Linked DNA regions of Homo sapiens: region 1 is linked to region 2. A link is an interaction called in ENCODE POLR2A ChIA-PET data of the cell type or tissue named here. Cell type or tissue: OCI-LY7. All regions are shown on one strand. Links, peaks and the distances in the headings refer to the core of each region. The heading gives the core; the rest is flanking DNA. Region 1 overlaps NGLY1 (N-glycanase 1). Region 2 holds the start of LOC105377000 (a long non-coding RNA gene).

Region 1 (13,399 bases), core at 8,366-13,365, 60 kb before region 2:
GTTGTGCTGTTGGAAATAACCCCCACAGTGAAAGGCAGCAGGTACAATTTAGATCAGAAGTATTAATGCAGTAGAGGAAATCTGACAATTTTTTAAAGAGCTGAAGAAATTTGGATGTTTTAGAGTTATAAGAACTAAGAACAAAATATGGGGCATAAATTCAGGAATAAATCATAACACATTCCAAAGCTTTTGCTGTTTCAACACTTTGAAAGAAACAGTTAAAGAAGGTTTAATTCTAACATTACCGTTGAAGCAGATGGTGGATCTGATGACTGCCCTTGACGGTTCCTTGTGTGCTGGTTTAACCCACTGGGATTTGAAGATGGTGTTGTAGGAAGCTGGGTACTGGCTGCAGGTTGCTGAGATGACTTTACTTTGTGGCTCTTATTTGAGCCATCCAGTCTGCTACTTCTCTCTATGGCAATCAGGTCACGAATTTTTTGCAGCTGCTCCACTGAAGCTTTTTTAGGAAAGATGAGATGTGTTTCTCCCTGGAATTTATAAAATTAAAAAAAATGTGAACCTTTGCTTTATGCAGTCATTCTTTTGTGCACACACACACAGAAATGTATAATGAAACCAATAATATAGAATGCATGTTTCTAAAATCATACTGTTTTCTTACCATTATGGTTCTTTTTAAATACAGCCTAAGGTAAATAATGCCTAAACATAAACCAGAAAATTAAAAAAAAAATTATCTCCTTTTTGGCATTTAATCCTTAGCCTATTTAATGTGGTTCAAAGGACTTTCAGGAAAAAATATTTGATCTTCTAGAAACAATAAGTCAGAAGGCCTCATAAGGGTTGCAAAAATGCATATTCCTATCCTCTCTGCAATAGTATATGATACTACTATTCTCTATGAAATTCCCTATGAAATAATAATGACAGTAGAGATACAGCCACACAAAAGAATCCAGGGTCACATAAAACCAACAAGAAGTTATCTAACAACCTTTGAATCTTGTTAATCTGAGTCTTTAAAGAATAGCTACATGATTAGAAGCCTGTGTATGGGGTCAACTAATTTTTCCACGATAACGAAAAGTACACCCTGATAGTCAATCCAAAACTATGGATGGTTAACAGTAATAGGAAGGTAATCCGAACAAAACAAAAGAAATAAAAATCATGTATTTCAGTAGTGACTCATTTAAAGAATACCTATAAATATGCTAAGAATGCTTTAAAATAAAATGCTACAACAAATTCTATAATGTAAAACAGTAAATTACTCAAAACAAGAAAAAAGGTGAAATGAAATGACAATGTATTTGATCAAATTTCCAGGTATTGAAAAGAAACAATGTTAAAAACAGTAATTTCTCCAACTGCAAACAAGATAAAAAGTTGCAGCTGGGCATGGTGGCTCACGCCTGTAATCCCAGCACTTTGGGAGGCTCACATGGGCAGATTACCTGAGGTCAGGGGTTCGAGACCAGCCTGGTCAACATGGCAAAACCCTGTCTCTACCAAAAATACAAAAATAAGCTGGGCATGGTGGCGGGTGCCTGTAATCCCAGCTACTTGGGAGGCTGAGGCAGGAGAATTGCTTGAACCTGGGAGGCAGAGGTGAGCTGAGATCGTGCCACTGCACTCCAGCCTAGGTGACAGAGCAGGACTCAGTCTCAAAAAAAAAAAAAAAAAAAAGTTGCAACAGTCTGTAGTACACAGACCTGCAGATCATGAGCATTTAAATTAAACTCCAAAATCGACAATATTACTGTATTTCCCTGGTGATGGCAGACCTACAGGAATCAACTGAACAAGACATTACTCAATGACATGAAAGTCAATTCCATCTGAATCCTTTTTAAAAAGCTGGATTAGACCAGCAAGCTCCACGTATGATTCATAATTGCTATAAAAAAGACAACTACAATGTATTGTCTTTGTGTGTTCTAAGTACTGTGCTAGGCATTTTTTTCTCTGAGGCAGGGTCTCCCTCTGTCACCCAGGCTGGAGTGCAGTGGAGTGATCAAAGCTATAACCTCAAACTCTTGGGCTCAAGCGATCTTCCATCCTCAGCCTCCCAGCAGCTAGGACTACAGGTGCATGCCACCACACCTGGATGATTTTTATTTTTTGGAGAGACAGGGGTCTCACTCTTTTGCCCAGGCTGGTCTCAAACTCCTAACCTCAAATGATCCTCCCACCTCAGCCTCCCAAAGCAAAATGCTGGGCGTTTTAAATACATCATCTCAAGTAATACAACTACCCTGAAAAGTAGGTATTAGATTAATACTTTTTTTTTTTTTGGAGACAGAGTTTTGCTCTTGTTGCCCAGTCTGGAGTGCAGTGGTGTGATCTCGGCTCACTGCAACCTCCACCTCCCAGGTTCAAGCAATTCTCCTGCCTCAGTCTCCCAAGTAGCTGGGATTACAGGCATGCGCCACCACACCTGGGTAATTTTTGTATTTTTTAGTAGAGACAGGATTTCACCACGTTGGTCAGGCTGGTCTCAAACTCCTGACTTCAGGTGATCCGCCCACCACAGCCTCCCAAAAAGCTGGGATTATAGGCGTGAGCCACCATTCCCGGCCAATACTCACATGAAAATACAAAGGCTCAGGGAAGTTAACCTGCTTGAAGCCACAGAACAACTGGCAGAGCAGGGATTCAGACTCCATGACCTTAATCGTTATGCTATAAATGACTCCATCTTTGACTGAACAGAGACTGAAACCCATGAGCTTGCACAAATAGTTGAAGGGAATGAGCGGAGAACATTTGTACAACTGTAATGATTAGACGACTGGCACAAATTGTAACACAACGACTTTTTCAACCTTAGAAAGAATCTTCTTATATCTAGGAGGAGGCCTAGGAAGAGAAACCAGACATCTGGTTTAAAACCAAATATGAAGGCATCTGATCTCATAATGTTACTGGAACAGCACTGAGAAAGGCAAACAACTCCATGGACAGAGAAGGAAAAAGAGCATGACAGGTTATTTAGATGTAGGTCTCAGTCCACAACTCAGACAGGGCCCCAGTAAGACAGATACGCTGCTCATGCCATGCTCCCTTCCCTTCAGTCCCTTTACAACCAGTCCTAAAAGAAGATATAATTATGGCCAAAGTGTCTATATCAAAAAATTTAACCAACAGCACTGTTATTTTCATAAATGGACAAAATTATAAGCTTAATGCACTAGATTTAATAATATTTTAAGAAATCAAAAAGAGGCCAGGCGCAGTGGCTCACGCCTGTAATCCCAGCACTTTGGGAGACCGAGGCGGGCAAATCACAAGGTCACGAGTTTGAGATCAGCCTGACCAACATGGTGAAACCCTGTCTCTACTAAAAATACAAAAATTGGCTGGGCGCAGTGGCAGGCAACTATAATCCCAACTACTCGGGAGGCTGAGGCAGGAGAATCGCTTGAACCCAGGAGGCAGAGGTTGCAGTGAGCCGAGATCATGCTACTGCACTCCAGCCTGGGCGATAGAACTAGACTCCGTCTCAAAAAAAAAAAAAAAGAAATCAAAAAGAATTCTAGTATTTAACAAATTTGTTTCTCAAGGCATTTTTGTTGAGACAATTCTTATTACAGGATATTTAGCAAACCTGACCCTGACCACTAAATGCTGAAAATATCGTCCAGTCAATAAAACAACCAAACTGCCCTAGCAAATTTCCCGTACTCATCTTCAACAGGTTGAAGAAAGAGGTGCAGGTGGAGGGGGCAGGTATGGCTCCTGGTGGAAAACTACTCCACTGAGATAAACTGTAGGGTCACAGATCCATTTGGATCCTAATCTTTTTCATTTCAACATCACTCTCAGAAACTGTCATAAAAAAGAATGCAGCCTCAGAGACAAGTGGGCCTAAAAGTATCCAGAATTTTAATATACAGTTGAAAATTTTGGGATAGGTCTTAGGTTCATACTCCATTTACAAAAGCCCACCATGCTGGGAAAGTTAGATATCCATATGCAGAGGAATGAAACCAGATCCCATCTGTATCTTACCATATACAAAAATCAAATCAAGATGGATTAGAGGCTGGGCGGGGTGGCTCACGCCTGTAATCCCAGCACTTTGGGGGGCTGAAGCAGGTGGATCACTTGAGGTAGGGAGCTGACCAGCCTGCTGGCCAACATGGCGAAACCCCGTCTCTACTAAAAACACAAAAATTAGCTGGGCGTGGTGGCAGGCACCTGTAATCCCAGCTACTCGGGAGGCTGAGGCAAGAGAATCACTTGAACCCCAGAGGCGGTGGTTGCAGTGAGCCAGGATCGCACCACTACACTCCAGGCTGGGCGACAGAGCAAGACTCCATCTCAAAAAAAAAAAAAAAAAAAAAAAAGATTGGCCAGGTGTGGTGGCTCACGCCTGTAATCCCAGAACTTTGGGAGGCCGAGGTAGGTGAATCACCTGAGGTCAGGAGTTCAATACCAGCCTGGCCAACATGGTGAAACCCTGTCTCTACTAAAAATACAAAAAAAATTAGCTGGGCATGGTGGCGGACACCTGTAATCCCAGTTACTCGGAAGACTGAGGCAGGAGAATCACTTGAACCCGGCAGAGGCTGCGGTGAGTAGTGACTGTGCCACTGCACTCTAGCCTGGGCAACAAGAGGTGAAACTCCATCTAAAAAAAAAAAAAAAAAGATGGATTAGAGACTTAAGTGTAAGACCTTAAAGTATAACCTTAAACTGTAAGACTACTAGAAGAAAATATTGGGAAAACACTTCAGGAAATTGGTCTGGGCAAAGATTTCATAAGTAAGACTTTTTTTTTTTTTTTTTTTTTTAGCGGAGTCTCACTGTGTCGCCGAGGCTGGAGCACAGTGGTGCGATCTTGGCTCACTGCAACCTCCATTCTCCTGCCTCAGCCTCCCAAGTAGCTGGGACTACAGGCGCCCGCCACCACGCCCGGCTAATTTTTTGTATTTTTAGTAGAGATGGGGTTTCACCGTGTTAGACATGGTCTCAAACTCCTGACCTCATGATCCGCCCACCTTGGCCTCCCAAAGTGCTGGGATTACAGGCGTGAGCCACGGCGCCTGGCCTCATGAGTAAGACTTTAAGAACACAGGCAACTAAAGCAAAAATTGACAAAAGGTATCACATCAAATTAAAAAGCTTATGCACAGCAAAGGAAAGAACAATGTGAAGAGACACACTAGAAAGTGAAAGAAAATATGTGCAAACTATTCAAATGACAAGGGATTAAGAACCAGACTATAAAAGGAACTGAAACAACTTAATAGCAAAAAACAAATCTCATTTAAAAATGAGCAAAAGAGGCCGGCGCATTGGCTCACGCCTGTAATCCCAGCACTTTGGGAGACCAAGGTAGGTGTATCACTTGAGGTCAGGAGTTCGAGACCAGTCTGGCCAACATGGTGAAACCCCATCTCTACTAAAAATACAAAAGAATTAGCCGGGCATGATGGCGTGCACCTGCAGTCCCAACTATTCAGGAGGTTGAGGCAGGAGAATCACTTGAACTTGAGAGGTGAAGGCTGCAGTAAGCCGAGATTGTGCCACTAGACTCCAGCCTGGGCAACGAAGTGGGACTCCATTTCAAAAAATAATAAATAAAAATAAAAATGAGCAAAAGATCTGAATAGACATTTCTCAAAGGAAGACATACAATTGGCTAACAGGTATATGAAAAAATGCTCAACATCACTAATTATCAGAGAAAGGAAAATCAAAACCACAATGAGATATTATCTTACTCCAGTTAAAATAGCTATTATCAAAAAGACAGAAAATAAATGCTGGCAAGGATGCAAAGAATCTTTATACATTCCTAGTGGGTATACAAATTAGTATGTAAACTAAGAAAAAGAGTATGAAGTTTCCTCAAAAAAACTAAAAATAGAACTACCATATGATCCAGTAATCCTACTGCTAGGCACACATCCAAAAAAAGTAATCATTTTTTAATGATCTTTAATTTTTTAAAAAAAATTCTTATGCTTAATTTTTAAGCATTTTTAAATTTCTTTTATTTAATTCTTTTTTTTATTTCAATAGGTTTTTGGGGAAGGGGTTGATGTCTGGTTACATGGATAAGTTCTTTAGTGGTAATTTCTGAGGTTTTGAAGCACTTATCACTCAACTAAAAGTATAGTCTTTTATCCCTCGCACCCTTCCCACTTTTCCCCTCTCCAAGTCCCCAGAGTCCACTGTATGATTCTTAGGCCTTTGCATCCACATAGCTTAGCTCCCACTTATAAGTGAGAACATATAATGTTTGGTTTTCCATTCCTGAGTTACCTCACTTAGAATAATGGTCTCCAATTCCATCCAGGTTGCTGCAAATGCCATTATTTCATTCTTTTTTTATAGCTGAGTAGTATTCATAGTATTCCACTTTTTTGTTTGAGACAGAGTTTTGCTCTTGTCACACAAGCTGGAGTGCAATGGCATGATCTCAGCTCACTGCAACCTCCGCCTCCCGGGTTCTAGTGATTCTCCCCTCAGCCTCCCGAGTAGCTGGGACTACAAGTGCCCGCCACCATGCCCAGCAAATTTTTGTATTTTTAGTAGAGATGGGGTTTCACCATGTTGTCCAGGGAGGTCTTGAACTCCTGACCTCGGGTGATCCACCCACATCAGCCTCCCAAAGAACTAGGATTACAGCCATGAGCCACTACTGCCTGGCCTCCACATTTTCTTCATCCACTTGTTGACTGATGGATTGATTCCATATTTTTGCAATTGCAAACTGTGCTACTAAAAACATGCGTGTGCAAGTATCTTCTTCATATAATGACTTCTTTTCCTCTGGGTAGATATCCAGTACAGGAATTGCTAGATCAAATGGTAGATCTACTTTTAGTTCTTTAAGGACTCTCCATGCTGTTTTCCATAGGGGTCATACTAGTTTACATTCCCACCAACAGTGTAAAAGGGTTCCCTTTTCACCAACATCTATTATTTTTTGATTCTTTAATTATGGCCATTCTTGCAGCAGTAAGGTGTTGTCACACTGTGGTTTTGATTTGCATTTCCCTGATAAAGATGTTGAACATTTTTTCATGTTTATTGGCCATTTGTATATCTTCTTTTCAGAACTGCCTATTCATGTCCTTAGCCAACTTTTTGATGGGATTTTTTTTCTTGCTGATTTGTTTGAGTTCCTTCTAGATTCTAGATATCAGTCCTTTGTCGGATACTTAGTTTGTGAAGATTTTCTCCCATTCTGTGGGTTGTCTGTTAACTCTGCTGATTATTTCTTTTGCTGTGCAGAAGCTTTTCAGTATAAGCTCCATCTATTTATCTTTGTTTTTATTGCATTTGTTTTTGGGTTCTTGGTCATGAAGTCTTCGTCTAAGCCAATGTCTAGACTAGTTTTTCTGATGTTATCTTCTAGAATTTTTTATGGTTCCAGGTCTTAGATTTAAGTCTTTCATACAGCTCCAGTTGATTTTTGTATAAGGTAAGAGATGAGGATCCAGTTTCAATCTTCTACATGTGGCTTACCAATTATCCTAGCACCACTGAATAGGTGTCCTTTTCCCACTTTATGTTTTGTTTGCTTTGCTGTAGATCAGTTGGCTGTAAGTATTTGGCTTTAATTTCTGAGTTATTTATTCTATTCTATTGGTTTATGTGCCTATTTTTATGCCGGTACCATGCTGTTTTGTTGACTATAGTCTTGTAGTATAGTTTGAGGTCAAGTAATGTGATTTCTCCAGATTTGTTTTTTGGTTAGTCTTGTTTTGGCTACGTAGGCTGCTTTTAAAAATTTTAGGACTGTTTTTTTCTAGTTTTATGGAGAATGATGATGGTATTTTGATGGGAATTGCATTGAATTTGGAGATTGCTTTTGGTAGTATGGTCATTTTCACAATATTGATTCTACCCTTCCATGAGTATGGGATGTGTTTCCATTTGTTTGTGTTGTCTATGATTTCCTTCAGCAATGTTTTGTAGTTTTCCTTATAGAGGTCTTTCATGTGGTTGGTTAGGTATATTCCTAAGTATTTTATTTTATTTTATTGCAGCAATTGTAAAAGGAGTTGAGTTCTTGATTCTCAGCTTGGTCGCTGTTGGTGTAGAAATAGTGCTACTGATTTGGGTACATTAATTTTGTATCCTGAAACTTTAATGAATTCATTTATCAGCTGTAGGAGCTTTTTGGATGAGTCTTTAGGGTTTTCCAGGTATATGATCATATCATCAGCAAACAGCAACAGTCTATTCCTCTTTACCAATTTTGATGTTCTTGATTTCTTTCTCTTGTCTGACTGCTCTGGCTAGGACTTCCAGTACTATGTTGAATAGAAGTGGTGAAAGTGGGCATCCTTGTCTTGTTCTGGTTCTTGGGGGAATGCTTTCTACTTTTCCCTGTTCAGTGTACTGTTGGCTGTGAGTTTGTCATACAAAGTTTTGATTACCTTAAGGTATGTCCCTTCTATGCCAATTCTGCAGACCTGTCTAGTGCTGTCAGTGAGTATTGAAGTCTCCACTATTATTGTGTTGTTGTCTATCTCATTTCTTAGGTCTAGTAGCAATTGTTTTATAAATTTGGGAGCTCCAGTGTTAGGTGCATACATATTTAGGACTGTAATGTTTTCCTGTTGGACTAGCCCTTTTATCATTAAATAATGCCCCCCTTTGTCTTTTTTTAACTGTTGCTTTGAAGTCTGTTTTGTCTAAGAATAGTTACTCCTGCTGGCTTTTGGTTTTCATTTGCATGGAATATCTTTTTTCACCCCTTTACCTTAAGTTTATGTTAGTCTTTATGTATTAAGTGAGTCTCTTAGAGACAGAGAATACATGGTTGGTAAATTCTTACTCATTCTGACATTCTGTGCAGCATTTAGGCCACTGACATTCAATGTTAGTACTGAGATGTGAGGTACTATTCTAGTGATCATGCTAGTTGTTGTGTGAATACTTTGTTTTTTTTTCATTATTTATTGTTTTATAGGTTCTGTGAGATTTATGCTTTAAGGAGGTTATAATTTGGTGTATTTCGAGGTTTTATTTCAATATTTAGAGCTCCTTTTTAGCAGTTCTTGTAGTGCTAGCTTGGTAGTGGCAAATTCTCTTGGCATTTGTTTGTCTGAAAGACTATCTTTCCTTCATTTATGAAGCTTAGTTTTGCTGGATGCAAAATTCTTAGCTGATAATTATTTTGTTTAAAGAGGCTAAAGATAGGACCCCAATCCCTTCTAGCTTGTAGGGCTTCTACTGAGAAATCTGCTGTTAATCTGATAGGTGTTCCTTTTTAGGTTATCTGATGCTTTTGCCTAAGAGCTTGTAAGATTATTTCCTTTGTCTTGACTTTAGATAACCTGAGGACTATGTGCCTAGGTGATGATCTTTTTGAGATGAATTTCCCAGGTGTTCTTTGAGCTTCTTATATTTGGATATGTAGATCTCTAGGAAGGCCAGAGAAGTTTTCCTCAATTATTCCCTCAAATATGTCTTCCAAACTTTTAGATGTATTTTCTTCCTCTGGAACACTAATTATTCTTGGGTTTGGTCATTTAACATAATCCCAAACTTCCTTGGGGCTTTGATCATTTTTAAAATTCTTTTTTGTCTTTGTTGGATTGGGTTAATACGAAAGCCTCATCTTTGAGCTCTGAAGTTCTCTTCTACTTGTTCAATTCCATTGTTGAAACTTTCCGATGCATTCTGCATTTCCCTAGGTGTGTTCTTCACTTCCAGAAGTTGTAATTGTTTTTTATTTATACTATTTATTTCTCTGGAGATTTTTTTTCATCCATATCCTGTATCACTCTTTAAATTTCTTTAAGTTCTCTGGTGTCTCCTTAAGTAACCTAATAATTGACCTTCTGAATTCTTTTTCTGGCAATTCAGAGATTTCTTCTTGGTTTGGATCCATTGCTACTATGCTAGTGTGATCTTTTGGGGATGTTAAAGAACCCTGTTTTGTCATATTACCAGAATTGTTTTTCTGGTTCCTCCTCATTTAGGTATAGACTATGTCAGAGGAAGGATCAGGGGCTCAAGGGCTGCTGTTCAGATTCTTTGGCCCCATGGGGTGCTCCCTTGATGTGGTGCTCTTCCCTTCCTCTAGGAATGGGGCTTCCTGAGAGCTGGACTGCAGTGATTGTTATTGCTCTTCTGGGTCTAGCAAACCAGTAGAGCTACTGGGCTCTGAACTGGTATTAGAGAGTGTCTGCAAAGAGTCCTGTGATGTGATCTGTCTTCAAGTCTCAGCCATAGATACCAGTACCTACTCTGATGGAGGTGGCAGGGGAGTGAAGTGGACTCTGTGTGGGACCTTGGTTGCAGTTTTGTTTAGTGTGTTGGTTTTCTCGAATTCCAGGTGTGCTGGTAGTAAAGCTGTCATGCGATTGGACTCAAGACCTCTGGTTAGCCAGGATGTTACAGGTGGTGGAATTAGCTGTTGTATTCTCTTTTCTTGGGGCAGAGTTGTTCTTTAATGAGTTGCTGTAATGGTTTCAGTTGGTTGGCCCCCAGCCAGAAGGTGATGCTTTCAAGACAGCATCAGCTGCAGTAGTATCAAGAAGATGTAAGCTTGCCCTAGGGTTGCCTGCATAAGTATTTGGGTTTCTCAGGCAGTGGGCAGGGCCATAGAGTTCCCAAGAGATTATGTCTTTTCTCTCAGAAAGACCATCAGGTGAAGGCAGGGTTAGGCATGTCTGAGAGCAGACTCTCTTTGGGTTGGGCTTGTTGTGGCCACTGTGGCGGATGGGGGTGTGGTTCTCAGGCCAATGGAGTTATGTTTCCAGGGGGATTACAGCTATCTCTGCTGCATCATACAGGTCACCAGGGAAGTGGGGGAAAGCCAGCAATAACAGGCCATACCCAGCTCCCACACAGCCAGAAGGGCCAGTCTCACTCCCACCATGCTCCACCAATAGCACCATGTTTATATCCAGGCAGTGTACGCAGGGTTGAGATTTTGCCCCAGGCTACAAGTCTCCCCACTGAGAAAGCAATCAGGGTTTTCAGGCTTCACCCCTCTCCGTCTGCCTTGGCTTCTGTGCTTGTATCTGCAGTATCTGCATTTCCCATTTGCCACCTCCCCTACACACCCCAGTCCAGGAAAATTCGTGTTCAGCTGCAAGTTTCATTCTCCCTGTGGTCTTTCCCCAATTCCACTGGCAGCCCTCCCCAAGGACCCCTGTGAGATAAAGTCAGAAATGGCTTCCTTGGTGGCCAGGAGTGCCTGCAGGCTCTTCTCGCTGCTTGTTCTACTTTTATATTTCACTCAGCTCTCTAAATTAATTTCAGCTCTAGGTAAGGTTAAACCCTTCTCCCGTGATCTGGATTTTCAGGTTCCCCAGTGGACTTTCCCCGTCACACTTCGGGCACTCACAGGTTTTCCTCTGTCTCATGGAATTTGCAGCAGCAAGCTGCTTTTTTCAAAGGGTCTGTGAATTCTTTTGGTTTTCCTGGTATGTTCCTCTAGTATTTCTCAGAGCAAAAGTTCACGATGTGAGTTTCCAGGCACTGTTCTGTCAGTCCAATTGGGAGCTGCAAGTTAGTCCTGTCTCCTATCCACCATTTTCCAAAATCAGCATATTGAAGAGGTATCTGCATTCCTATGTTTACTGCAGCACTATTCACAATGGCCAAGATATGGAATTAACCTAATTGTCCATCAATAGATGAATGGATAAAGAATATGTGGTATCTATACACAACGGAATATTATTCCACCATAAAAAAGAACAAAATCCTGTCATTTGCATCATCATGGATGGAAATGGAGGGACATTATGTTAAGTAAAATAAGCCAGAATTCAGAAAGACAAATAACACATGTTCTCACTCATATGTGGGAGCTAAAACAATTGATCCCATAGAAGAAAAGAGTGATTGTAAAAAGATATTACAAAATTAAATAAAAATTTAAAAAAATAAAGAAGAGTGGAATGGCAGTTACCAAAGGCTTGGAGGGATAGAAGGGACTGGGCAATAGAAAGAGATTGGTTAATGGGCACAAAATTACAGTTAAATAGGAGGAATAATTTCTCATGTTCTATAGCACAATACGGTGACTACGGTTAAAAACAATTCATTGTATATTTCAAAATAGCTAGAAGACAGAATTTTGAATGTTTCTAACACAAAGAGATGATAAATGTTTGAGATCATGGATGTTCCAATTACTCAGATATGTTCATTACACATTTGTATGCTAGCATCAAAATATCACCTGTACCCCATAATGTACAACTATTATGTATTCATATAATTATTCTTTAAAAAGTCCACCAACTTTCTTTTTGGTGGTAGAGTTCAAGTCCTGAGGTGTGATGTCTAAAGCCGAACAGAAACTTTAAGTATAAATTAGTCATATCAAAACCTGTTAATCTTTTCTGAGACTGTGACTCCATTTGCATCAAATACTTCTGCAAGTCTCAGTGTGGCCTGTTATTTGGCACTGCAGTGACCAACACTGGTTTGCCTGAGACCGAGGGGTTTTCTGGGATGTGGGACTTTCATTGCTAAAACCAGGACAGTACTGAGCAAACTGGAATGGCTGGCTACCCTACTTGGCACTCAAATATTTGCTGAATGAAAGACAAATCTAATTCTATCGAATATGTGACACTTCGACATGAGAAATGGGTAGAGTCTTCCGTTGTCATTTACTCAATTTTCCCAACCAATTTGAATCTTGAAAATTGGCATTTCCTTGAACAAGGAATTTTAAATTCTTTATGTTCGGATACCTTTGTATCATCTATAATCAGATGACACCATAATTTATATCCCCTGCCTAATCTCTCCTTTGGGGTTGTAAACTCATATAGCCAACTGCTTACTTGGCTTCTCTACTTGAATATTTAACAGCAAATTGGTCACAATTGTCCAAAGACAGGTGTTAGTTTCTCCCCTAAAACCTGCTACTCTCCAAGGCTTCTCTATCTCAATTAATGATACTCCCATCCAATTAGTTGCTTAAACCAAAACATAGGTAAGTCCCCGATTCCTTCCTTTCCCTTATATCTTACATCTAAATCACCAGTAAGTCCTGTTGATTCTGTCACAAAAAGAAATCCTGGATCCATCTACTTCTCTCCATCTCCACCATCAGTACTTAATTCAACAAATCTTTATTGAGTACCTAACATCTGTAATGCACCAGCATTATTCCAGGAGCTAGCAACACAGGGAACAGAAATGACAAAAAACCCTGCCTTCATGGACTTTATACAAACCACTACCATTTCTTATTTAGACTAATGTAATAAGCTTTCTAACCGGTCTCCCTGCTTCATCCCTTGTCCCCATCCCACCACCTCCAGGAATTCTCTTTACAGCAAGCTAGAATAATCTTCAAAAATATTTTTCCCTACTTAAAACTTTCCAGGCTGGGCACGGCGGCTCACGCCTGTAATCCCAATACTTTGGGAGGCCAAGGCGGGCGGATCGCCTGAGGTCAAGAGTTCGAGACCAACCTGACCAACATGGA
Region 2 (15,499 bases), core at 3,550-8,549:
AGGTAAATTGGATATTAAATAACATTAAGAAAAGTAAAAATATGGATAAGAAAAGAATATTGAGATGAAAAAGTGAAAATTTCAAATGAAAATATGTAAGCCACACATTCCACATGCTTGCTGCAATTAGATTAAGAATTTGATTTGTAGGCATCTGGTAGATGCTGAAGGCTTTTCTAAGTAAGAAACAAAACCCAGAAGTAAAATGCTTCTGCCAGACATGAAACCTAAAAGACAGGTTTGACTGCATAAAAATGAAGAGTTTCTGTACACTAAAAGGAAAAAAAGCCAGAAGATAACTAAGAAACTGGAAGGAACTAGTTGCAATATTGGTAACAAAAGGTCAACACAATATGTAAATGGTACTGATAAATCGCTTAAAAATACAATGGAATATATTACATCAAAGTGCAAGTAGATTTTTTTTTTAATAAAAAAAGGCTTTTTTGGGGGGAGGAATCTAATAGATTGGAAAAAATGTAAAAGGATAGATAACATTTAGTCTTGCTAGGGGTGTAGGGAACAGGTCAATGTAAATCAATGTCATTAAAAGAAAATGTGGTACGTAGACACCATGAAATACTATGCAGCCATAAAAAAGAACGAGATCATGTCTTCTGCGGGAACATGGAGGGAGCTGGGAGCTATTATCCTTAGCAAACTAACACAGGAACAGAAAACCAAATACCACATGTTCTCACTTATAAGTGGGAGCTAAATAATGAGAATTCATGAACACAAAGAAAGAAACAAAAGATACTGGGGTCTACTTGAGGGTGGAGGGTGGGAGGAGGAAGAGGAGCAGAAAATATAAATATTGGGTACTGGGCTTAATATCTGGGTGATGAAATAATCTGTACAACAAACCCTTATGACATGAATTTATCTATATAACTCATACTCCCAAATCTAAAATAAAAATTTTTTTAAAAGAGCGTATATTGGTAAACCTTTCTTGGGATTGCTATGGTTTGAATGTTTGGCTCCTCCAAAGTTCATGTCAAAACTGAACCCCCAGTGTAACAGTATTAGGAAGCGGGGCCTGTAAGAGGTGACTGGGTCTGAGGTCTCTGTTCTAATGAATGAATTAATACATTCATGGATTAATGGATTAACAGGTTATCACAGGAATGGGTTAGTTATAAGAATGAGCCTGTTATAAAAGTTAGTTTGGCTCTCAGTGTACCCGTCATGCCCTGTGATGCCTTCTGCCATGTTATAACACAGCATGAGGCCCTCACCAGACGCTGATAAGATGTGGCTCCTGATCGTAGACTTCCCAGCCTCCAGAATTGTAAGAAATAAAACTCTTTTCTTTATAAGTTACCTAGCCTTAGGTAGTATATTATAGTGACAGAAAATGGATGAAGACATAGGGAAACTGATAGCATGGTATTAGTGGAAGAATAGACATATAAGATTGGCATAGATCAATGGAATAGACTAAGGAACCCAGAAATAGACCCACATAGATCTTTGACAAAGGAGCAAAGGCAATTCAATAGGGGAAGATTAACCTTTTCAACAAATGGTACTGGAACCATTGTAAAATTTATATGCAAAAAAATGAACCTAAACACAGACCTTACACCTTTGACACATATTAACCAATTGTAGTGTTAACACTAGGGGGGAAAAGTCCTGAAAACACTAGGGATAAAAAAAAAATCCAAAAACCTAACAGTGATAAATCATAGACTATCTACAAAAGAAAGAAAAACAGAATGATATCAGACTTCTCATCAGCAACACTTGATGCATAAAACAAATACGGAATACAGTCAGAATCAATGGGAAAGTTCTCTGGACAGAAAGAAAATGATACCAATAGAACTTGTATATATGGCATCGAGCTATGAGAAGTATTGCATTGTTTAGCTTTGAAGTCTATACTTGAACCCAGAGAGAAAACTAGAATTTAACCTAAGTCTGGGGATGGGTATACAGTAACATTTTAAGAAAGAGAAATGAAACCAGGGCATGCTCTGGGCAAAATGACTAGTGCATTCAGTCCTGGCTAAGCTTAATTAAGTAATGTGAGTTTGGATACCTATAATTTTCTCAGCTGCATATTTATTCTCTTTACACCAATTGTGGCAGAGCAGTTATCAAACATACTCATTGAATCTCTGTGACATACTTTACTTTCTATAGAGCCTCTGGCAGCTGTCAGAGTTTACTTTACAGAAAGCCCCCCGGTCAGTGTGATAGTTCAGAGCATGACAGCTCCTTCTGCCGTAAGACATGATTTGAATAGAAAGCTTTTGCTCAGAAACAATGTAGTTTAGCCTAGTCAGTTAATCAAAAAGCATAATGCTAGGAGAGGCAATTTCATCATGTGGAAAACTTTTGATGCATTATCTCATCTACTCGCCAAATGCAGTCTTCCAGTGAAAATCACCCCATATACTACCAGATGGAATTTTATGCAAGCACATGTAGAAGTGTGCCAGGATAGTAAAAGGAGAAATTTCAAAGCACAGCTGCCAGCTCTGCCTAACATAGGACTGGAAGAACCAAATTTATAAGCGGGTGCTTGCCAGACAGCAGACCTCTCAGTTAAGCCAATTATGTAAATGGGCCTTGAAGAATGATTTGTACCAGGAACAGTTTCAGATGAAAGCCCTGCTCTTGTAAAGCCTTATCCTGGGTCTAGACTGTTTTAATATTTTTGCTTTCTCTCCAGTTTTGATTTGATTTGATTTTCCTGACTTGTGGAGAAGCTTTCCCTCATCAAGCAACTGTGGGCATGCAGAGTAAGACCTTTGTTAAATGGATAACTTTCAGGAGGACACAGAATCAGCAGAAACAATGGAATTTTCATTACTGTGGCATATTTTTAAGGTTAAAAAGGTAAGAATTCTCAAGAATTGATTAAATAAATTTTAAAGCAAAGAATCATCATGAACAGTGTTTTGTTTTCTGGTTTACTTGAAGCCAAAACAAATCCCAGGATACGATGATCATGAAACATTCCATTGAGACTGTAAACAAATTCCCTGTTTTTGTGTCTAGAAGTTATCTTGGCACCCCAGTCATTGAAATAGACTGATCTTTATGATAGAAGAGAAATACAAATTCTAGAGAAGAGTTGGGACTAAAGAAGAAAAAAAAATGTGTGCTTAACTTCAGGAGCTCCATCTTCAGGAATGAAAGGGGAAGGCGAGCAGAAAGCTGTACAAATTTTCAGACTGTGCTTGGTGCATTGTTCTTCTCAAGTCTCTCAACGGTTCAGAGGAGGCTTCCCGTTTGCCCAGGCAGCTGCCCTTACCACAGTGTCAATCAAATCAGCTCAGCTGTAGCTCCTGTCCAAAGTTTCATTTGGAGAAAGAGCTGCTTGCCTAAAAAAAATGAGGGAGCATCACTGCCTAGACTGAGAACGACTTTAGGAACCTTAGTTCGGGGGCCACATGGTTGCTCGATTTTGTAAAAAACATTTGTTTCCAAATATGTGTAATTTTATGATTCCCTTTTCTCTTTTCCCAGGTGTTTAGCAATAAAATTCCACTGAACTACAGTTGTATTTAACTGCTCTTCTCCAGGAATACCAAAGGAAACATAAAAAATAGAATGGGTAGGTACAGCTATCAAACTACTAGAAACAATAACATAATTTATTAAGGTGCCCAATTATAAGTTAATATACAAAATCAGAAGATTTCTTACATGAAGAGTAAGAGGTTTTATATAAGCTATACAGAAATTTATGTAGGGAATTTAATGGAAGAAAATCTTCCATTCATATTGGCATCACAAAATAAAATATCCAGAAACAAACTTGACCAAAAATGTAAAGGGCCTTTTGGAAGAAAACTGTAAACTCCACTGTGGGGCCATTAAAGAAGTCTTGAATACATAGATTAAATCCCTTGGTTTGAGATAATAAAACTCTCAATATTTACCATGCTTTTGTCATTTAAATACAAATTGTGGACATTTTTACCAGGGCAACAGATGAGTTACAACCATCCTTTTATCAGTTGCACAGAATCTTATTGAATGGGTATATCCTACTTATGTCAGTTCTTAGTAGTGAATATTAGGTTGTTTCTAATTTTTCCATATTAGAAACAATGTTAAAAGAACTTGCTCTTATTTGTGTTTCTTATGTCTACACTAGTATTCAATACCTTTCTAGGAGTGGAAATTCCTGGCTCAAACAAACTGCCTTCCAAGAAGATTTACTAATATACATTCCTACTAATGCTGTTTTAGAATGCCTTTTTCTCCATATTCCTATGAACACTGAGTGTTCTCTTTTTAACACTTTTTTTCCTCAATCTACTAGACTCCTTCTAAAATATATACTTTTCAAAACGCCTGCTTACCCTTCAATATATTGTCTTTTAAAAGATTATTTGTAGGTACTGTTTATGTGTTAGGTTGGTGGAAAATTAATTGTGATTTTGCAAAAACTGCAATTACTTTTGCACCAACCTAATATTATACATGTAGACCTTGTGTTACCCATATTGCAGATATTTCCTTCGAGTTTTCTTGTTATCTTTTTTTTTATTACACTTTAAGTTTTAGGGTACATGTGCACAGTGTGCAGGTTTGTTACATATGTATACATGTGCCATGTTGCTGTGCTGCACCCATTAGCTTGTTGTTTACCTTAGGTATATCTCCTAATGCTATCCTTCCCCACTTCCCCCACCCCACAACAGGCCCTGGTGTGTGATGTTCCCCACCCTGTGTCCAAGTGTTCTCATTGTTCAATTCCCACCTATGAGTGAGAACATGCGGTGTTTGGTTTCTTGTCCTTGTGATAGTTTGCTGAGAATGATGGTTTCCAGCTTCATCCATGTCCCTACAAAGGACATGAACTCATCCTCTTTTATGACTGCATAGTATTCCATGGTGTATATGCGCCACATTTGCTTAATCCAGTCTATCATTGTTGGACATTTGGGTCGGTTCCAAGTCTTTGCTATTGTGACTAGTGCCGCAATAAACATATGTGTGCATGTGTCTTTATAGCAGCATAATTTATAATCCTTTGGGTATATACCCAGTAATGGGACGGCTGGGTCAAATGGTATTTCTAGTTCTAGATCCTTGAGGAATCGCCACACTGTCTTCCACAATGGTTGAACTGGTTTACAGTCCCACCAACAGTGTAAAAGTGTTCCTATTTCTCCACATCCTCTCCAGCGCCTGTTGTTTCCTGACTTTTTAATGATCGCCATTCTAACTGGTGTGAAATGGTATCTCATTGTGGTTTTGATTTGCATTTCTCTGATGGCCAGTGATGATGAGCACTTTTTCATGTGTCTTTTGGCTGCATAAATGTCTTCTTTTGAGATGTGTCTATTCATATCCTTTGCCCACTTTTTGATGGGGTTGTTTGTTTTTTTCTTGCAAATTTGTTTGAGTTCTTTGTAGTTTCTGGATATTAGCCCTTTGTCAGATGAGTAGATTGCAAACATTTTCTCCCATTCTGTAGGTTGCCTGTTTGAGACGGAGTCTCACTCTGGGGCCCAGGCTGGAGTGCAGTGGCGTGATCTTGGCTCACTGCAACCCCCGTCTCCTGGGTTCAAATGATTCTCCTGCCTCAGCCTCCTGGGTGGCTGGGACTACAGGCGCGTGCCACCACGCCCAGCTAATTTTTTATATTTTTAGTAGAGACAGAGTTTCACTGTGTTAGTCAGGATGGTCTCAATCTCCTGACCTTGTGATCCACCCGCCTCAGCCTCCCAAAGTGCTGGGATTACAGGCATGAGCCACCACACCTGGCCTCTTGTTATCTTTGAACATTTTCTTTTCTTTTGTTACACAGATGTTCTTCATTTTTATGTAGTCACAGTTTTTTTTTTTTCTTCTTCTTTAGGTTTCATGGCTTGTGTAAAATGTTTTACTTCTGGGTTTCATTTCTTAAAAAAGCCTTCCACATCTGCTAGGTGCTGACAAATCAAATCCTCCATCTAACTATAGCCACCATGTGGAACCTGTGGCTATGTTTATGACCCCAGCAGCTTCTGCTCCAGGTAAGCAGATCTTGGCTATGAGTCTCTGGATGTACTTGTCTCTCTAGATTTCAGGGCAGTTATTTGCCCTGCTACCTCAGCCTCTGAAGGGTCCAATTAAAGTCATGGATTTTCAGTTTGTTCAGCTTTTCTTATTGTAAGATGGGAGATAGGACTTCCAATCTTTCTATATAGCAGAGGTGAAACTAGAAGATTTTTACTGTAAATTATTTCTATTTAGGTGCTGAATGGTTTTATATAAATGCAAACAGGTCATGAGGGGTGGCATATCAGTAATTAACTTTGGATATGTAAAGTTTGAAAAAGCTTTTGGATACACTAAGGAAAGATATCAAGTAAGTGATTAAAGTGATTTAATATACATATGTGTGTGTGTGTGTGTGTCTGTGTGTATATATCTACACGTGGGTGCATGTGTGTGTGACAAAGAGTCAGGGAAGGGGTTTGGGCTGGAGATAAAATTTTCTTTTCTTGTTTTTGATGTATTTTTTTTTTAACCTGGCAAGAATGAGAATTTGAAAAAATTTCTGAGTTCACATAAGTATGGTATTTATTATCTCTGGCAGTTTCCTAACATACTCAGCTAAAGTCCTTAGCACAGCCTGTAAGAGTCTAAATGATTTGGTAGATACTATTACCCTGACCTCCACTTCTACCCTTATCCCCTTGTTCACTGAGTTTAAGTCACACTGACCTCTTTGCACTTTCATCAGTAAACAAGGTTTGCTCCTGCCCTTATAGCTTTTGCCCTTACTTTTTCCTCTGCCTGTAACAGTTTCCCTCTGCCTATAACAATTTTCCCATAACAATCTTCCTTTACTTTCTTTAGGACTCAAAAATCATCTACTCAATAATACCTTACCGAAAATCGATCCTAAAATGCAACCACCTGTCTTGACACCTCATATTCCTCTTCTCCTTAGCATGTATCACTATGTTGCATTCTCTATCTGAAATATGTTGCTTATCTCCTATTTCTTCCATGAGATTGTAAGCTCCATAGGGAAGGAAACTTTTCCTGTTTGCTTCACCATATACTCAGTTTTAGGTCTATATTATAAAGGTAAAAAGAAATAAGCAAAAGTAATTTTAATAATATACTGTATTTAACCAATTATAATGTCATTATTTCAACATGTAATCACTACAAAATTATTAATGAGATAATTTACATTAATTTTTGTGTCTTAAGTCTTCAAAGTCTGTGGTGCACTTACATTACCAGCACATCTTCATTTGGATAAGGCACATTTCAAGTGCTCAATAACACAAGTGGCTTGTATAGTAGAGGCTACTGTATTAGACAGGGCTATGTACCATGTTAGGATTGGGAAACTTCTTAGGAGAAGTGGGATATTACTGAAGGATTTTAATTGGAGTTTAGGAGTGACATGATTACTTTTGCACAAACACAAATCACTGTGGCAGTGGAGTGGAGAACGAATTGGAGGGAATGAAGAGTTTATTTTATTTAGAGAAATTAGGAGGTTAAGAGACAGATTTGCTGAAAGACAACCATAGGCACTTGAACTAGGGTGCTGGCAGTAGGGAAAGATAGAAAAGAGAAGTATCAGACATTTAGCCAGTAAATTCCAGGAGGCTTGACAATAATTGGATTCAAAATAGGCAAATCAACTTTATAAGTCAGCTAATAATTTGATCGTAATAATCATTTGTCCCTGAAAAGTCAGAGAACAGGTTTTATTGAAATATTATTTTGAAGAATGTCACCTTTATTTCCAGATATGTGGAAATTGTGGAGTTTTGGGAACATGTTGGCTATGGAGAACTTTAGTTTCTAACGGCCAAATGTAAATGGCCGCAGTTGCCAGCACATGCAGAATAAGAAGACCCCAGCTCATGTTCCCCAACACAAACAATGGTTTGGCAGCTGTTCATGAACAAAACTGCCTTTGTGGGAGCTTTGGGATCCAGATAAGAGGTCACAAAACCCTGGCAAAGCTCAAGACTGAGGAGAGGTGCTCTGAGAAGGCAGGTACATGCCCCAGTGGCAGGCTCACTGAGCATGATTCCAGCTATAGACCCAAAGCAGCCCCGTCCCCCCATGGATGTGGCTCTAGCCCTGCTTGGCTGCAGTGCTGTAACTAGCCCTATCCAGCAAAAGACCTGGGAGGAGCCATACCAATCTATGCCTCTGGTAACAGGCCTACTGGCCACAGACCGGACTGTGGACCCTGAAATGGCCCTGTGACTTGGCTTCAACCCTGCTCTACCACCAGTCTGGAGTCAGTGCTGCATTCAAAGGGATCTTGTGAAACACACATTGTCATGCCCCAGGTTATAGATCCACCAACCTTGGTCCCTACTGTGGCTCTTGAAGAGTCCCTGTGACCCAGCTCCTGTCCTGCTCTCAGTCCTGCCCACCCAAAGACCAAGTAATGTCTGTCCATGCCCCTGGTAGCAGGCCTGCTGCCCTCAGTCCCTGCTGTGGACCCTAAGTCAGTCCTGGCTATAGACCCTGAAGCAGCCCTGAGACTCAGTTCCAGCCTCCTTCTGTCATGGTTTCAGAGTAATCTTGCCTGCTTGAAGAATTGGTGGCATACATGCCCCTCATGGTAGGCCCACTGACCTTGAGCCTGACTGTAAACCTTGCTGCAGTCCTGTGAGCTGGCTCCAGCACTGCTCTACCACAGTATTGGGGGAAGTCCTTCCTGCTTAGAGACCTAAACAGGGCCCTGACAGGAGTCTGTTCTGTTAGGGACCTGGTGGAGCCACACGCTTAGCAGGTATTCTCTGGCTGCAGACCCACTGTCTGCAGACTCAATTGCACAAACAGAAGCAGCCCCATGACCAGGCTCTAGCCTTGTTCAACTGTGGTTCTGGAGGTGGTTCCATCAATCTGGGGATCTGGCAGGAATCATGCTTGCCCACACCCCTGGTAACAGGACTGTCAACTGTGGAACCAACTACAGACCAGGCCACAGCCATGTGACCTAGCTCTAGCCCCACTTGACTCTGACCCAAGAAGCAGTTCTGTCAGTCTGAGAATGAGGCAGGAGAAGGTCTTTACCTGCTGAAAGCAGTCTATAAAAACAGGAAGAGGTGTTTGCTCCTCAAGTGAGCAGATACCAATATGAAGCTATATGAATCATGAAGAACCAGGCAAACATGACACTACTGAAGGAAATTAATAAAGCTCTAGTAACCAAGTACCAAAAAGTATAGATCTATGAATTTCTTGACAACAAATTGAAAATAATTGTCTTACGGAAGCACAGTGAGCTACAAGCTCAATAGACAGCTAAATCAATATCTCAGGAAAACAGTACATGAACAAAATGAGAGGTTTAACAAAGGTTTAGAAATCATACCTCTCATTTTGTTCATGTACAGGGCCCAGAGGCAGGCCATTTGAAATTATCCAGCCACAGGAGAAAAAAGACAAAAAATAAATAAATAAATAAATAAAAAAGAATGAGAAAGGCTACAGAATTGATGAGGCACCTTCAAGCTAGTCTGCATGTACATTATGTAAGTCTCCAAAGGAAAAGTGAAAGAGAAAGGAGCAAAAAGCTTATCTAAAGAAGAAATGACTGAAAACTCCCCAAATTTGGGGAAGAAAATAAACATCCCCATTTAAGAAATTATGAACTTCATATAGGTTGAAAATAAAAAGGCCTATGCTGAAACACATCACATTATAATTAAATTGTCATAAGTCAAAAATAGAGAATTTTGAGAGCAGCAAGAACAAAATGACATGGCAGAAACCATGCTTGCCCATACTCCTGGTAACAGGACTGCAGACTGTGGAACCAACTGCAGACCAGGCCATAGCCATGTGACCCACTTCTAGCCCCACTTGACTATGATCCAAGAGGCAGTCCCATTAGTCTGAGAATGAGGCAAGAGAAGGTCTTTACCTGCTGAAAGCAGTCCATAAAAATAAGAAGAGGTTTTATACACATAAATAGAAACTTCTATAGGACTATCAGCAGATCTCTCAGCAAAAACCTCGCAGGCCAGGAGAAAGTGGGATAGATAACATATTGAAAATACTGAAAAAAAAAACAAACCCTGCTAATCAAGAATACTATACTCAGCAAAACTATCCTTTCAAAATGAAGGAGAAAGTCGTTTACAGACAAAGAAAAACTGAGGGAGTTCATCACCATCAGAACTGCCTTACAAGAAATGCTCAGGGGGTTCTTCAAATTGAAATAAAAACATACTAAAGAGCAATGTGAAAGCATAAATGTGACTAGTAAAGGTTAATATATATACAAATACAGAACAATGCAACAATGTAATGGTGGAACATAAATTACTTTTAACATAAACATAAAAGTTACAAGACAAAAATACTAGGAATAACTGTGGCCACAAAAATTTGTTAATGGATACACGCTATATAAAGAGTCAAACTGACTTTAAGAACACCAAAAGTGTGGAGTAAAAATGTAAAGCCTTTTTTTTTTTTTTTTGAGACCGAGTCTCGCTCTGTCGCCCAGGCTGGAGTGCAGTGGCACGAACTTGGCTCACTGCAAGCTCCGCCTTCCGGGTTCACGCCATTCTCCTGCCTCAGCCTCCCTAGCTGGGACTACAGGCGCCTGCCACCATGCCCGGCTAATTTTTTATATTTTTTAGTAGAGACGGGATTTCACTGTGTTAGCCAGGATGGTCTTGATCTCCTGACCTCGTGATCCACCCGCCTCGGCCTCCCAAAAGTGCTGGAATTACAGGCGTGAGCCACTGCGCCCTGCCAAAAATGTAAAGCCTTTGTATGCAATTCAAGTTAAATTACCAACTTAAGATAAAAAGTCATAATTACAAGATACTTTATACAAGTCTCAAGGTAGCCACAAAAACCCTGATATGTATCTATATATATATCTGATATATATATACCTGATATCTATCCATCTATCCATATCTGATATATATATATATACCTGATATATACCTATCTATATATAGATATATATCAGGGTTTTTGTGGCTACCATGAGACTTGTATAAAGTATCTTGTAATTATTACTTTTTATCTTAAGTTGGTAATTTAACTTGTATTGCATACAAAGGCTTTACATATATGTAAATATATATGATATATATATAGATATCTATATGATATATATATAATACAGAGACAAGAATCAAAGAAATTACTACAGATAGTCATCAACTAACAACAAAAGACAATGAGAGAGGAAGACAGGAACAAAACAATAGCAAAGGTGACAGAAAACAACAAAATGTCCATAGTAAGTCCTCATCTGTCAATAATTATCTTAAAGGTGAATGAATTAAATTCCCCAATCAAAAGACATAAAGTGTCCAAGTGGATAAAGAAAAAAGAGCTAGTAATATGCTTTCCATAAGAGACTCACTTCAGCTTAAAGGACAGACACAGGCTGAAAGTTAGGGAACAGAAAAGATAATCCATACAAATGATAATCAAAAGAAAGCAGAAGTGGTTACACTTATATCAGAAAAAATAGACTTTAACTCAAAAACTGTCACAAATAATGTAATCATGTAATGATAAAGAGGCAATTCAACAGGAAAACATAAATATTGTAAATATACATGCACTTAATATTAGAGCACCTAAATACATAAAGCAAATATTGGCAGATCTGAAGGCAGAAATTGACATCAATACAATAATAGTAGAAGAATTCAGTATCCCTCTCTCAGTAAATGGATAGAACACCAGACAGAATTAACAAAGAAATTGCTGACTTGAGTAATACTATAGACCAAATAGACCCGAGAAACATACAGAACTTTCTACTCGACAGCATACATATACACATTCTTCTCAAGCACACAAGGAACATTCTCCATGATAGATTGCATGTTAGATTACGAAGTAAGTCTTAACAAATTTAAGAAGATTGAAATCATACCAGGTATTTTTCTGACTACAATGGAATGAAACTACAAATTAATAACAGTAAGAAAATGAAAAATTCACAAATATATGGAAATTAAGTAATACACATTGAGTCAAAGAGGAAAACAAAAATAAATTTTTTAAAAATTCAAGAAAAATGAAAACACAATATACCAAAACTTATGAGATGTAGTAAAGGCAGTACCAAGAGGGAAGTTTATAAACATAAAAGTTTATAAGAAATATTTTAAATAAACAAATGAATAAAGAAGGAATAGAAAGTCTGAACAGACCAGTAACAAATAAAGAGATTGAATTAGTAATCAAAAACCCTCCATAAAATAAAAGCCCAGGACCAGGTGGCTTCATGAGTGAATTCTACCAAACATTCAAAGAAGAATTAATGCTAATCCATTCTAAGCCCTTTCAAATAATAGAAAAAGGAGAAATGGTTCTAAATTCACTCATGAGGTCAGCATTATCTTGATACCAAAGCCAGACAAAGACACCACAAGAAAACTACAAGTCAATATCCCTCATGAATACAGACACCAAAATCTTCAATAAAATACTAGCAAACTGAAAACAACAGCACATTAAAAGGATCATGCATCATGATCAGGTGGGATTTATTCCTAAGATGAAAGGATAGTTCAATATACACAAACCAATTGATGTGGTATACCACTTTAACAAAATAAAGGACAAAAATCTTATGATCATCTCAGTCTATGTAGAAAAAACTTTTGACAAAATTTAACATTCATTCACTATAAAAATCTCTCAATAAAATAGATATAGAAGGGACTTGTTTCACCACAATAAAGACCAAATATGAAGAAAACCACAGCTAACATTATACTCAATGTTCAAAATTGAAAGCTTTTCCTCTAAGATCAGAAATAAGACAAGGATGCCCATTCTCTCCACTTCTATTTATCATAGTACTGGAAGTTCTAGCTAGGGTAATTTGACAAGGAAAAAAAATAAAAGTAATACAAATTCTAAAGGAAGTAGTTAAATTGCCTCTGTTTGAAGATGACATGATCTGACATATAGAAAACCATAAAGACTCCACCAAAAAACTGTCAGAACTGATAAACAAATTTAGTAAAGTTGCAGGATGCACAACAGACATACGAAAATCAGTTATGTTTCTATACACAAATAACAAACTATCCAAAAAGGTAATCTAGAAAACAATTCCATTTATCATAGCATAAAAAATACTTAGAAATAAAATTAACCAAGGAAGCGAAAGATCTGTATCCTAAATCTATAAAATATTGATGGAAATAATTGAAGAAGCCACAAATAAATGACAAGATATTCCATGTTCATGGATCAGAAAAATTAATATTGTCAAAATGTCCATACCACCTAAAATGATTTATAGATTCAGTGCAATCCCTATCAAAATTCCAACGCCATTCTTTAACAGAAATAGAAAAAATAGTGCTTAAATTCATATAGGACCACAAAAGACACTGAAGAGCTAAAGCAATCTTGAGAAAGAAGAACAAAGCTGGAGGCATTACACTTTCTGATTTCAAGTAATATTACAAAGATTACAGTAATTAAAGCAGTATGATAGTGCCATAAAACAGACACATAGACCAATGGAAAGCATAGAGGGCCCAGAAATAAACCCACACTTGTATAGTCAATTAATCTTCAACAAAGGTGCCAAGAATACACAGTGATGAATGGATATTCTCTCCAATAAATAATGTTAGAGTAACTGAATATCCACATGCAAAGGAATGAAATTGGGCCCTTATATTACACCATGCACAAAAATCTACTCAAAATGGATTACAGACATAAGACCTGAAACTATAAAACTACCAGAAGAAAACATAGAGGAAAAGTTCCTTGACATTGGCCTTGGTAATGATTTTTTTGCCAAAAGTACAGGCAACACATGGACTACATCATACAAAAAAGCTTCTGTATGGTAAAAGAAACAACCAACAAAATGAAAAGACAACCTATAGAATGGGCAAAAATATTTGCAAATCATATATCCTATAAAGGATTATTATCTAAAATATATAAGGGACCTCAATAGCAAAAACACAAATAACCTAATTAAACCATTGGCAAAAAAACTGAATAGATATTTTCCCACGGAAGAAATATAAATGGCCAACAGGTATATAAAAAGATACACAACATCACTAATCATCAGAGAAATACAAATAAACACCACAGTGAGATATAACCTCACAGTTGCGATGATTATTATCAACAAGTTGAAAGGTAACCAGTGTTGGCAAGGCTGTGGAGAAAAGGGAACCTTTGTACATAGTTGGAGGTACAGCCATTGTGGAAAATGGTATGGATGTACTTCGAAAATTAAAAATAAAACTACCATACAATCCATCAATCCCACTGCTGGGTATATATCCAAAGAAAATAAAATTATTGTCTCAAAGAGATATCTGCACTCCCACATTCATGCAGCATTTATTCAAGATATGGAAACCAATGTAAGTGTCCACTGACGAATGAATGTGCAAAGGAAATGCGACACACACAGGAATATTATTGAGCCTTACAGAAGAAGAAAATCCTGCCATTTGTGATAACATAAATGAACCCAGGAGACATTATGCTATGGGAAATAGGGCAGGAACAGAAAGATATACACATGTGATCTCACTTATATGTAAAACATAGATATGGAGAGTAGAAGACTGAAGTGTAGGAGAAATGGGGAGATATTAGTCAAAGGGGATAAAATTTCAGTTGTAAGATTAATGAGTTCTGGAGATCTAAAGTACAGCATGGTTAATAATTATGTATCACATACTTAAAATTTGTCTAGAGAGTAGATCTTAAGTGTTCTTGCCATGCACACTCATACACACAAAATGGTTACTATGTGAGGTAATGGGTATGTTAATTAGATTGATTATGACAATCATTTCACAATGTATACATATATCAAAACATCACAATGTATACCTTAAATATATACAATATTTATTTGTAAATCGTACTTCAACAATTCTGGAAAAAATAAAATAAAACAAATCTAAATGGCCACATGATGGTGCCAAAACCTTGGTTAGTTAATATGTCTTTTCTGTGGCGCTTGCACATTCCCTTTTCTACAGAAATGTTTCTACCTTGTCTTAGTTATTTTACTTAAAGAAGGAATCAATTAAGCATAAATGAATTTGTGTGTATGTTTGCACAGTAACCGTCTATTTCTAACAATGTTCTTAAGTCAACTGGTAGCCCTTACTTCACTCTCATTATTTTATACTTTTACTTGTAAAATTGGAGTTTTGTAAACCCAGTGTAGCACATTCTCGGAATGGTGCAGAAGGGGGATACAATTCTATATTAATTTATCTAGGAATGAGACCAGTAGGACTTCAATATAATAGCATTCTCTTTTTGGGAGGCATGAAGAAATTTTTCTATAGCACTTTTGGAAAATATACCAAGCTTCAATAAGAGATATTTATAAAGCAGGTGAACCAGACACCCAGATATGACATTTAACATGACTAGGTAGAGGTAGTTCTGTACCCTATGTATTCTTAATTAATCCTACGTATCCCAGGATCCTTAACTAATCCTGAAGGTATGGATTAATGAAAATCCAAACCACATGGTCAGATTTGCTCATCTTTTT

What was found. ChIA-PET counts read pairs that join two places held together with the same protein. Peaks named below come from ENCODE experiments on the same cell type or tissue, not always from the same donor. Only the 100,000 strongest peaks of a DNase experiment are listed, where the experiment ranks them.
Region 1: POLR2A ChIA-PET joins it to region 2 with 5 read pairs; 4 of 35 experiments call an interaction of 5 or more read pairs at or near these places.

What each region holds. Positions count from the first base shown.
Region 1 is chr3:25,763,818-25,777,216 of GRCh38, forward strand. NGLY1 (N-glycanase 1) reads right to left here. Exons shown (of 12, transcript NM_018297.4): 3 at 249-494. Among named protein-coding and RNA genes, the nearest start is that of NGLY1, 13 kb to the right of the region's middle. In OCI-LY7, for the core only: no CTCF peak of the experiment used is centred there; no DNase peak of the experiment used is centred there.
Region 2 is chr3:25,828,605-25,844,103 of GRCh38, forward strand. It overlaps LOC105377000 (a long non-coding RNA gene), which reads left to right and starts at 2,698. Exons shown (of 6, transcript XR_940660.3): 1 at 2,698-2,853; 2 at 3,487-3,574; 3 at 5,834-5,990. RefSeq lists an enhancer at 5,733-5,942. In OCI-LY7, for the core only: no CTCF peak of the experiment used is centred there; a DNase peak (open chromatin) is centred at 5,907; H3K4me3 peaks cover 2,299 bases; H3K27ac peaks cover 3,610 bases.